Linked DNA regions of Homo sapiens: region 1 is linked to region 2. A link is a loop called in an ENCODE intact Hi-C map of the cell type or tissue named here. Cell type or tissue: PC-9. All regions are shown on one strand. Each heading gives the region's core, and the rest is flanking DNA. Links, peaks and the distances in the headings are about the cores only.

Evidence for each region. A loop is a pair of places that touch in the nucleus more often than their neighbours do. Peaks named below come from ENCODE experiments on the same cell type or tissue, not always from the same donor. Only the 100,000 strongest peaks of a DNase experiment are listed, where the experiment ranks them.
Region 1: it touches region 2 in a loop (4-fold over the local background); 12 of 110 quality-filtered maps call a loop at or near these places.

Annotation. Positions count from the first base shown.
Region 1 is chr19:16,847,183-16,851,563 of GRCh38, reverse strand. SIN3B (SIN3 transcription regulator family member B) reads right to left here. Exons shown (of 19, transcript NM_001297595.2): 6 at 30-152. Among named protein-coding and RNA genes, the nearest start is that of SIN3B, 20 kb to the right of the region's middle. RefSeq lists an enhancer at 4,259-4,381. In PC-9, for the core only: no CTCF peak of the experiment used is centred there; a DNase peak (open chromatin) is centred at 2,183; H3K4me3 peaks cover 393 bases; H3K27ac peaks cover 1,891 bases.
Region 2 is chr19:16,776,614-16,780,994 of GRCh38, reverse strand. NWD1 (NACHT and WD repeat domain containing 1) reads right to left here. Exons shown (of 19, transcript NM_001007525.5): 12 at 1,530-1,652. Among named protein-coding and RNA genes, the nearest start is that of SIN3B, 51 kb to the left of the region's middle. In PC-9, for the core only: CTCF peaks have their summits at 1,774 and 1,975 (motif pointing left); a DNase peak (open chromatin) is centred at 1,994.

The sequences.
Region 1 (4,381 bases), core at 136-4,135, 71 kb before region 2:
AGGCATGGCTGCATGTGGCTCACAGGTACCTTGGCGGGTGCAGACACGGGGCGGAGGAGCGAGGGCCGGGAGCGCTTCCTGCTGTGCTCCGGGGTCTTGTCGTGCTCGTTCTTCTGCACGCTGTGCATCTCGCACGGCCCGTTTCCTGTGAACTAAGGACACATGTGGGAGGTGGTCAGCACCGGAGACGTGGCTGGACCCATGCACCTGAGCATGCAGAGCTGCTTCCAGCTCAGCCCACAGCCCGGTGGGCAATGGTGGCCACGGGCACCAGGCCAGATGCTCCGTCCATGCGTGAGGTGACTCCAGCAAGATGCTCACATTCCAAGGTAACCGAATCATCACAGACTAACACTGCCAGGCTGGGAGAAAGCTCCTGTGAGGCCTTTATGGATAAGGGAGGGAGAAGGGCTGGGGGTTTCAGGAGGGAGACAGCTGAGTTGGGTCTTCCCGTGCGGGGGCTCATGTGGCGGCCACTGGTGGGGCATCTCGCCGTGTGCATGCCGGCACCACAGAAACACAAGGTGCAGTGGACAGAGAAACAGGCAGCAAGGGGAAGTGGCTGATGTTTGCCAGGGCACTGGTGGGGGCCTTGGGGCCAGGTTTTGAAGTCTTTTCTATGAATGACAAAACGTTTCTGGGGGATGATGTCGTCACTTGCTGGGAGCAGAGTGGGGCTCGTGGCTGGTTCGGGGCCTGCCTCCCAGGCTCCAGCCATCGGCTAACAGGTCGAGGATGCTTGTCCCGAGCAGGGTGCCTACAGGGTGCCAATGACATTTACAAAGAACTGTTCTGCAACAGTCTACTATGAACATACTGGAAGGCTGGACAGGCAGGGGACGATGGACAGACCGCAGCTTTTCTGCAGGACGTGGGCAGAGCTGGAGAGGCCCTACAACGTTCTGTGCCACTGCGGTCACCTCCATCGTACTCCGCCTTCCCCTGCCACCACAGGACCTGGATGCAAAGACACCCCCAAAGACCTAAAGTGTGGGTGAGATGGACAAGTCATGGTGCATCTGAACAAATCAGCCCGCAGCGATCAGATACTATGGGCTGGCTCTGGGCTGCTGTTAGGGACAGGCATACCTGAAATAAAACAAACAAACAAAAAAAAACAAGGAAAAACCCCAAAAACCCAAGGGGCAGAACAAATAGGATGCCGTGTGTCGCTTTGTAAAAAGTATTTGTTACACATGCAGAGGAAATTTCTGGAAAGATATACAAGACACTTAGAAGTGCTAACCTCTGAGAAGAATGACTAAGAACTGAGTCAAGGGAGAGGAAGTTTGCATTAAAAATTTGATACTCTTGCTAATACTTATTTTTTCATTAGTGTATACTATTTTTACCATAATAATAATAAAGACATTATTTAGCCACAATACTACTACTACTACTAAAAAAGACTTATTATTTAGCCACAGTTAAGACTTAGAAGAATAATTTGGGGGGAATAATTACCAAAACTCAAGGCTATTTGAGTTTTGGGGGGAATTATTTGGGGGGAATAATTACCCAAAATTCAAGGCTATTTCGAGAGCTGTAAGTGGAGAAATTGGCATCTACACAATTCTCCACTGGTACATCTTTTTTTTTTTTTTTTTGAGACGGAGGTCTCACTCTGTCACCCAGGCTGGAGCGCAATGGTGCGATCTCAGCTCAGTGCAACCTCCGTCTCCTGGGTTCAAGTGATTCTCTTGCTTCAGCCTTCTATGTAGCTGGGATTACAGGCACGAGCCACCACGCTTGGCTATTTTTTGTATATGCTGGAACAGGTGTAAACTGATTCCCAAAAGATGCAGCTGGGCGACCATATGACAAATGCTGAACAAGAACAGGGGACCTGGAGGGGAAACCCGCCATGCGTCCAGCCAAGCTCACCAAGCAGGTATAGCAGATCTTCCCCAACAGTTCACATGGTTCTTGCTTTTCAGTTAATCTCCCAATTATGTGAACATCTGAGCTAGATGGACCCCCAAAGACCACCTAGGCTAGGGAATGGCAAATTAACACAGGGCCTGTTGTTCTCATAAATAAAATTTTTTATCAGCACCTAGCCACACCCATTCCTTTTGTAAAGTTATTGGTACCCAGTCATGCCCATTCATTTTGTAAATAAAGTTTTGTTGGTACCCGGCCACACCCATTCATTTTGTAAATAAAGTGTTATTGGCACACAGCCCTGTCCAGTCATTGACATACATATTCCATGACTGCTTTCAAGCTACTAGGGCAGAGGTGAATCTTTACACAAAGATCAACTGGCCTGCAAAGCCTGTGATACTTACTATCTGGCCCTTTGTAGAGAAGGTTTGCCAACCTCTGATCCAGGCCAGTCAAATTTAATTAGAGCAATGCCAAATTTCATCTTGGTTTCTTTTTCCTACAGTTTTAATATATGTCCAAAAGTTAACATAAAGATTATACTTCACACAACAGATGCAGTGCTTTTAATAATTTTAAAAAGTTGATCCAATCTTTCTAAATATACAAGATAGCTCTAATAAACCAATACACACTAAAAATCTTAGCTAAATTGGTAATAAATGTTATTTGAGAGTCTCATGCTCTACTGACTGAGCTAGCCGGGTGCCCTGCATAAATGCCACTTAAAGAAACCATGGACTGGGCACAATGGCATATGCTTGTAATCCTAACACTTTGGGAGGCCAAGGTGGGAGGATCGCTTGAGGCCAGGAGTCTGAGACCAACCTGGACAACATTGTGAGACCCTGTCTCTACAATTAAAAAATAAAAGTAGGCCGGGCGCAGTGGCTCACACCTGTAATCCCAGCACTTTGGGAGACTGAGGCAGGTGGATCGCTTGAGGCCAGGAGCTCGAGACCAGCCTGGGCAACATGGCGAAGCCCTGTCTCTACAAAAAATACAAAAATTGGCCTGGCATCGTGGTGGTGTCTGTAGTCCCAGCTACTCAGGAGGCTGAGGTGGGAGGATCACCTGAGCCTGGGAGATGGAGGTTGCAGTGAACAGTGATCAATTACGCCACTGCACTCCAGCCTAGGTGACAGACAGAGAGCCTGTCTCAAAAAATAAAAACAAACAAACCTTAATGCAATAAAACTTCACACACTGATGGCTACTAAAAACAAAAGGCAAAAAAAAAAAAAAAAAAACCTGGAAAAGAACAAATGTTGGCCAACATGTGGAGAGACAGAAACCGCAGTCCATTGCTGATAGGAATGTAAAATGGTGCGGTCACTGTAGAAAACAGTTTAGAGGCTCTTCAAAAAGTCAAAAACAGAATTAACATGTGACCCAGGAATTCCACTCCTAGGTGTCTACCCAAAAGAACTGAAAACAGGTGTTCAAACAAATCCGTGCAATAAATGTTGATGGCGGCACTGTTCACAACAGCCAAAAGGCAGAAACAACCCAAATGTCCATCAACAGAATACGGATAAACAGAATGTGGCTCATCCATCTAACAGAATATGATTCAGCCAGGAAAAGGAATGAGCACTGATCCACGGTACGACATGGATAAACCTTGAAAACATGATGCTGAGTGAGAGGAGCCAGACACAAAGGCCACATATGGTGACATTCCACCCATCTGAAATGTCCAGAATGGGCGAATCAAATCCACAGAAACAGGAAGCACATGGGCGTTGCCAGGAGCTGGGGGAGGTGAATGGGGTGGCTGCTGATGGGGACTGGGTCTCCTTTCAGGGGGATGAAAATGTTCTGGAACTAGGTAGTGGTGAAGGTTGTACAACACTGAGGATGTACCACATGCCATGGAATTGTTCACTTTCAATGGTGAATTCGATGTTACATAAATTTCACTTCAATTTTTAAAAAAGTCTTATGATCATAGTGGGGGAAAAAAGAGGAATCGGAACAGGCGGCCCTGGCAGCTTCAGGCCACAGGCAGGGGAGAAAGGCTGACTGTGCAGGGTGAGCCCTGAGCCCTGTCTAAGGCCCCTCCTCGCCCATCTCTGCTCTCTACCACCATGGTCAGGGCCAGGCCACAGGCCACCCCCGCTACTGGCTCCTCCAGATCCAACCTGCTGGAGCCCCAGATCAGTCTCATCCAACAGGGGAAGCGATGATTGTGGACCCAGCCCTCCTGCACCTTCCCACAGGGCTGGGGTCCCAGGCAGGGTGGGGCTCTGCAGGGCAGACACAGGAGGTGGAACCCCTGGGCCCATAGTCTCCACTGGAAGATGCTCTCTGCCTCCCAAACCACCCCAAGATCCAGGTACTGTCTGTACAGAGAAGCACCTTGGCAAATCGTTTACGAGCTTGCTGTGCAGGTGGAGCCTACAGTGAGGAACCCCTGGGTATCTGCAACCTGCGTAGCTTCTGGGGGACCCTAGTGTGGCCTGGAGGGTACATAGGCTTGGCCCGGACATGG
Region 2 (4,381 bases), core at 100-4,099:
GACTTTGCAGCTCCTCCCATCAAAAAATGAAGCCTAGGCTGGGTGTAGTGGCTCACACCTGTAATCTCAGCACTTTGGAAGGACAAGGCGAGAGGATTGCTTGAGCTCAGGAGCTTGAGACCAGCCTCAGCAACATAGTGAGACCCTGTCTCTACCAAAAAATACAAAAATCAGCCAGGTGTGGTGGTGTGTGCCTGCAGTCCCAGCTACTCAAGAGGCTGAGATGGGAGGATTGCTTGAGCCCAGGAGGCTGAGAGTGCAGTGAGCTGAGATTGTGCCACTGCACTCCAGCTTGGGCAACAGAGCAACACCCTGTCAGAAAAAAAGAATGAGAAAAAGAAAAGGAAAGAGAAGAGAAAGGAAAGGAAAGGAAAGAGAAAAGAAAAGAAGGCAGAAAGCCTATTTAGCCTATTTCCCTACTGGACTGCTCTTGTGAATTCCTTTGGTCAAGAGAATGTGAATGTGACCAGGTGCCAACTCCAAGTCCAGGCTTAAGAGATTCTGTGAGTGCCTACTTGTTTTCTTGAAACCCTGCCTTTGGCTGGGCACGGTGGCTCACGCCTGTAATCCCAGCACTTTGGGAGGACGAGGTGGGTGGATCACAAGGTCAGGAGATTGAGACCATCCTGGCTAACACGGTGAAACCCCGTCTCTACTAAAAAATATAAAAAATTAGCCAGGCATGGTGGCGGGCGCCTGTAGTCCCAGCTACTCGGGAGGCTGAGGCAGGAGAATGGCGTGAACCTGGGAGGCAGAGCTTACAGTGAGCCGAGATTGCACCACTGCACTCTAGCTTGGGCGACAGAGCAAGACTCCGTCTCAAAAAAAAAAAAAAAGAAACCTTGCCTTTGCTGGGGATGAGAGACCTGAAGGACGCTGAATGATGACAGACCACGTGGAGCAAAGTTGAGTTGCCTCATTTGAAAATATTCAGATTCAGCCAGCTCCTAGATAATCCACTGACTGACTGCAGATACATGAGCAAGCCCAGCTGAGAGCAGAAAACTGCCCAGCTGCGTCCAGCCTGCATTGCCAATGCACAGGAAGTGAGCTAAAGAAATAGCTTGTTTGTGGCTCAAATTTGTAATCCCAGCTACTTGGTAGGCTAAGGAGGGAGGATCACTTGAGCCCAAGAGTTTCAGACCAGCCTGGGCAACATAGCAAGACCCCATTTCTAAAAACATTAAAAAATTAGCTGGGTATAGTGGTATGTGCTTGTAGTCCCAGCTACTCAGGAGGCTGAGGCAGGAGGATCACTTGGCCCAGGAGTTTGAGGCTGCAGTGAGTTATAAACACACCACTGCACTCCAGCCTGGGCAATACAGTGAGATCCCATATTTAAAAAGAAAAAGAAATGGCTTGTTTGAAACTACTGTGTTTGGGGATGGTTCATTATGCAACTATAGCTAAGTGATGCAGGAACAAAGGCCAGGGTTTCAATACAGAGAAGTGAATCTGTGGGGAAGGGGCTCTGAGAACCAACTTTTCACTATGGAAGCTGACCACAAAGCCCACTTCCCAAGTCTCACCTGTGTGTCCAGTTAGCATGTGGATCACATGCTGCTCTTCCATGTCCCACACAGCCATGATGCCATCCTGGGTGCCAATCACCAGCAGCTTCTCCTCCACACCCCATGCCATGGCGGTGATGCCTGCAGCCACACAGAGGCAACAGCAATGATCTCAGTTCCTGTGTCCAAGTATTCAGCTATGGGGTCCTCTAATGAGCCCCCCACTTCACAGATAAGACAACTGAGGCACAGAGAGATTTGGTCCCTTGCCCAAAGCTGCACAGCAAGGATTAGATTCGCAGACTCAGATGCACAGATTCACACTCTGGCCTGTGACATTCACTTCGCTCTTAGGTAGGGAAGGGGACTGCATCACAGTGTGGTCATAAGTGTCTGTCTAGTCTAGCAGTGCTCACCCAGCGGACACATATCGGTTTCTGGAGACATCTTGAGGTGCCACAATGGGGACAAGGATGCTCAAGGACAGTACTGCCATCTGGTGGGTGCAGGCCAGGGATGCTGTTCAACACCCAGCAACGCATGACAACCCCATCCCAGAGAAAGATTCAGCCCCAGAAGTCAGCAATGCCATGGCTGAGAAACCCTGCCTTAGTTGAAGAAAACTCAGAAACAAAATCACATTGGCCATGGCCGGGCACGGTGGCTCATGCCACCCAGCACTGTGGGAGGCCAATACTTTGGGAGGCCAAACTTTGGGAGGCCGAGGTGGGCGGATCACTTGAGGTCAGGAGTTCAAGACCAGCCTGTCCAACATGGAGAAACCCAGTCTCTACTAAAAATATAAAAATTAGCCAGGCATAGTGAAGCACACCTGTAATCCCAGCTACTCGGGAGGCTGAGGCCAGAGAATGACTTGAGCCCAGGAGGTGGAGGTTGCAGTGAGCTGAGATCACACCACTGCACTCCAACCTGGGTGAGAGAGGGAGACTCTGTCTCAACAACAACAACAACAACAAAAAAAAAAAAAAGAAGAAGAAGAAGAAGAAAGAAAAGAAAAGAAAGAAAGAAATTATATTGGCTGAGAATGAGGATTATGTTTTTGACATCTCTGAGTTCAACTGGTGTAGAAAAACAAGGGCTGATGTCCTAAAGAAAAAAAATATATATTTGCCAATGAATTGGGCAAACACACCCCAAGGATCTCTGCCTGGTGGAGTTTGATTAAAATATCACTGCAGAGAGAGAAGGGCCAAGATATATTGGAGAAAACGTGGGCCTAGACACTAAGAAACTGAACTTTCTGAATGTCCTGGAGTAAAGAAAGGAAGTCCTTTTCCTTCTGTGTGCCTCTTCCACATGTGTAAAATGGGTGGTGCTGAATCAGAGCCCGTCAAGCTCTGAGAATACAGAATTTTGTTTCCACCTCATCGGGACAGAGAGTGAGGAGATGGGATTTGTTTTCTTTTCCTTTCTTCTCCTCCCCTTCCCTCCCTTTCCCTTCCCTCCCCTTCCTTCCCTTTCCCTTCCCTCCCCCTTCCTCCATTTCCTTCCCTTTCCCTTCCCTCCCTTTCCTTTCCTTCCCTTTCCCTTCCCTCCCTTTCCTTTCCTTCCCCTCCCCTTTCTCTTTCCTTCCCCTTTCCTCTCCCCTCCCCTTCCCCCCTCTTCCCTTCCCTTTCCCCTCCCCTTCTCTCCCTCTTCCCTTCCCTCCCCTTCCCTTCCCTTCCCTCCCCTTTCCCTTCCCCTTCCCTCCTCTTCCCTACCCTCTCATTCCCTCCCCTCTCCTTCCTTTCCCTCCCATCCCCTTCCCTCCCCTTCCCTTCCCTTCCCTCCCCTTTCTCCTTCCCTCCTTTTTCCCCTGCTCTCCCCTTTCCCTTCCCCTTCCCTCCCCCTTCCCCTCCACTTCCCTCCCCTTTCCCCTCCCCTCCACTTTCCCCTCCCCTCCCCTATCCCCTCCTCTCCTTCCCCTCCCCTTCTCTCCCTCTTCACTCCCATCCCTTTCTCACCTCTCCCCTCCCCTTCCCTTTCCTCCCCTTTCCCTTCCCCTTCCCTCCTCTTCCCTCCCCTCCCATTCCCTCCCCTTTCCTTCCCTTCCTTCCCCTTTCCCTTCCCCTTCCCTCCCTTTCCCTCTCCTTCCCTCCCCTCCCTTCCCCTCCCCTCCCCTTCTCTCCTCTTTCCCCTCCCCTTCCCTTCCCTCCTCTTTCCCCTCCCCTTTCCTCCTCTTCTCTTCCCTCCCTTTCCCTCCCCTCCCCTTCCCTCCCCTTTCCCTTCCCCTTCCCTCCCCTTCCCTCCCCTCCCCTTCCCTTTCCCCTCCCCTTCCCTTCCCTCCCCTTTCCCCTCCCCTTCCCTTCCCTCCCCTTTCCCTTCCCCTTCCCTTCCCTCCCCTTTCCCCTCCCCTTCCCTCCCCTTCCCTTTCTTCCCCTTTCCCCTTCCCTCCCCTTCCCTTTCTTCCCCTTTCCCCTTCCCTTCCCTCTTCCCTCCAGTTCCCTTTCCCTTCCCTCCAGTTCCTTCCCTCTTCCCTCTCCTTTCCCTCCCTTCCCCTCCCCACTCTCCTTCCCTTCCTTTTCTTCTTCTTTTTTTTTTTCAGATAGGGTCTCACTCTATCACCCAGGCTGGAGTGCAGTGCCACAATCACAGCTCACTGCAGCCTCGAACTCTTGGGCTCAAGCCATTCTCCCATCTTAGCCTCCTGAGTAGCTGAGACTATAGGCACATACCACCATGACCAGCTTTTTTTTTTTTTTTTTTTTTTAACTTTTTGTAGAGGCAAGGTCTCCTTATGTTGCCCAGGCTGGTCTTGAACATCTCGGCCCAAGAGATCTTCTTGCCTTGGCCTCCCAAAGAGCTGGGATTATAGGCATAAATCACTGTGCTCAGCCCCTTTTACTTTTTTTCTTATGCACTCATTGTGT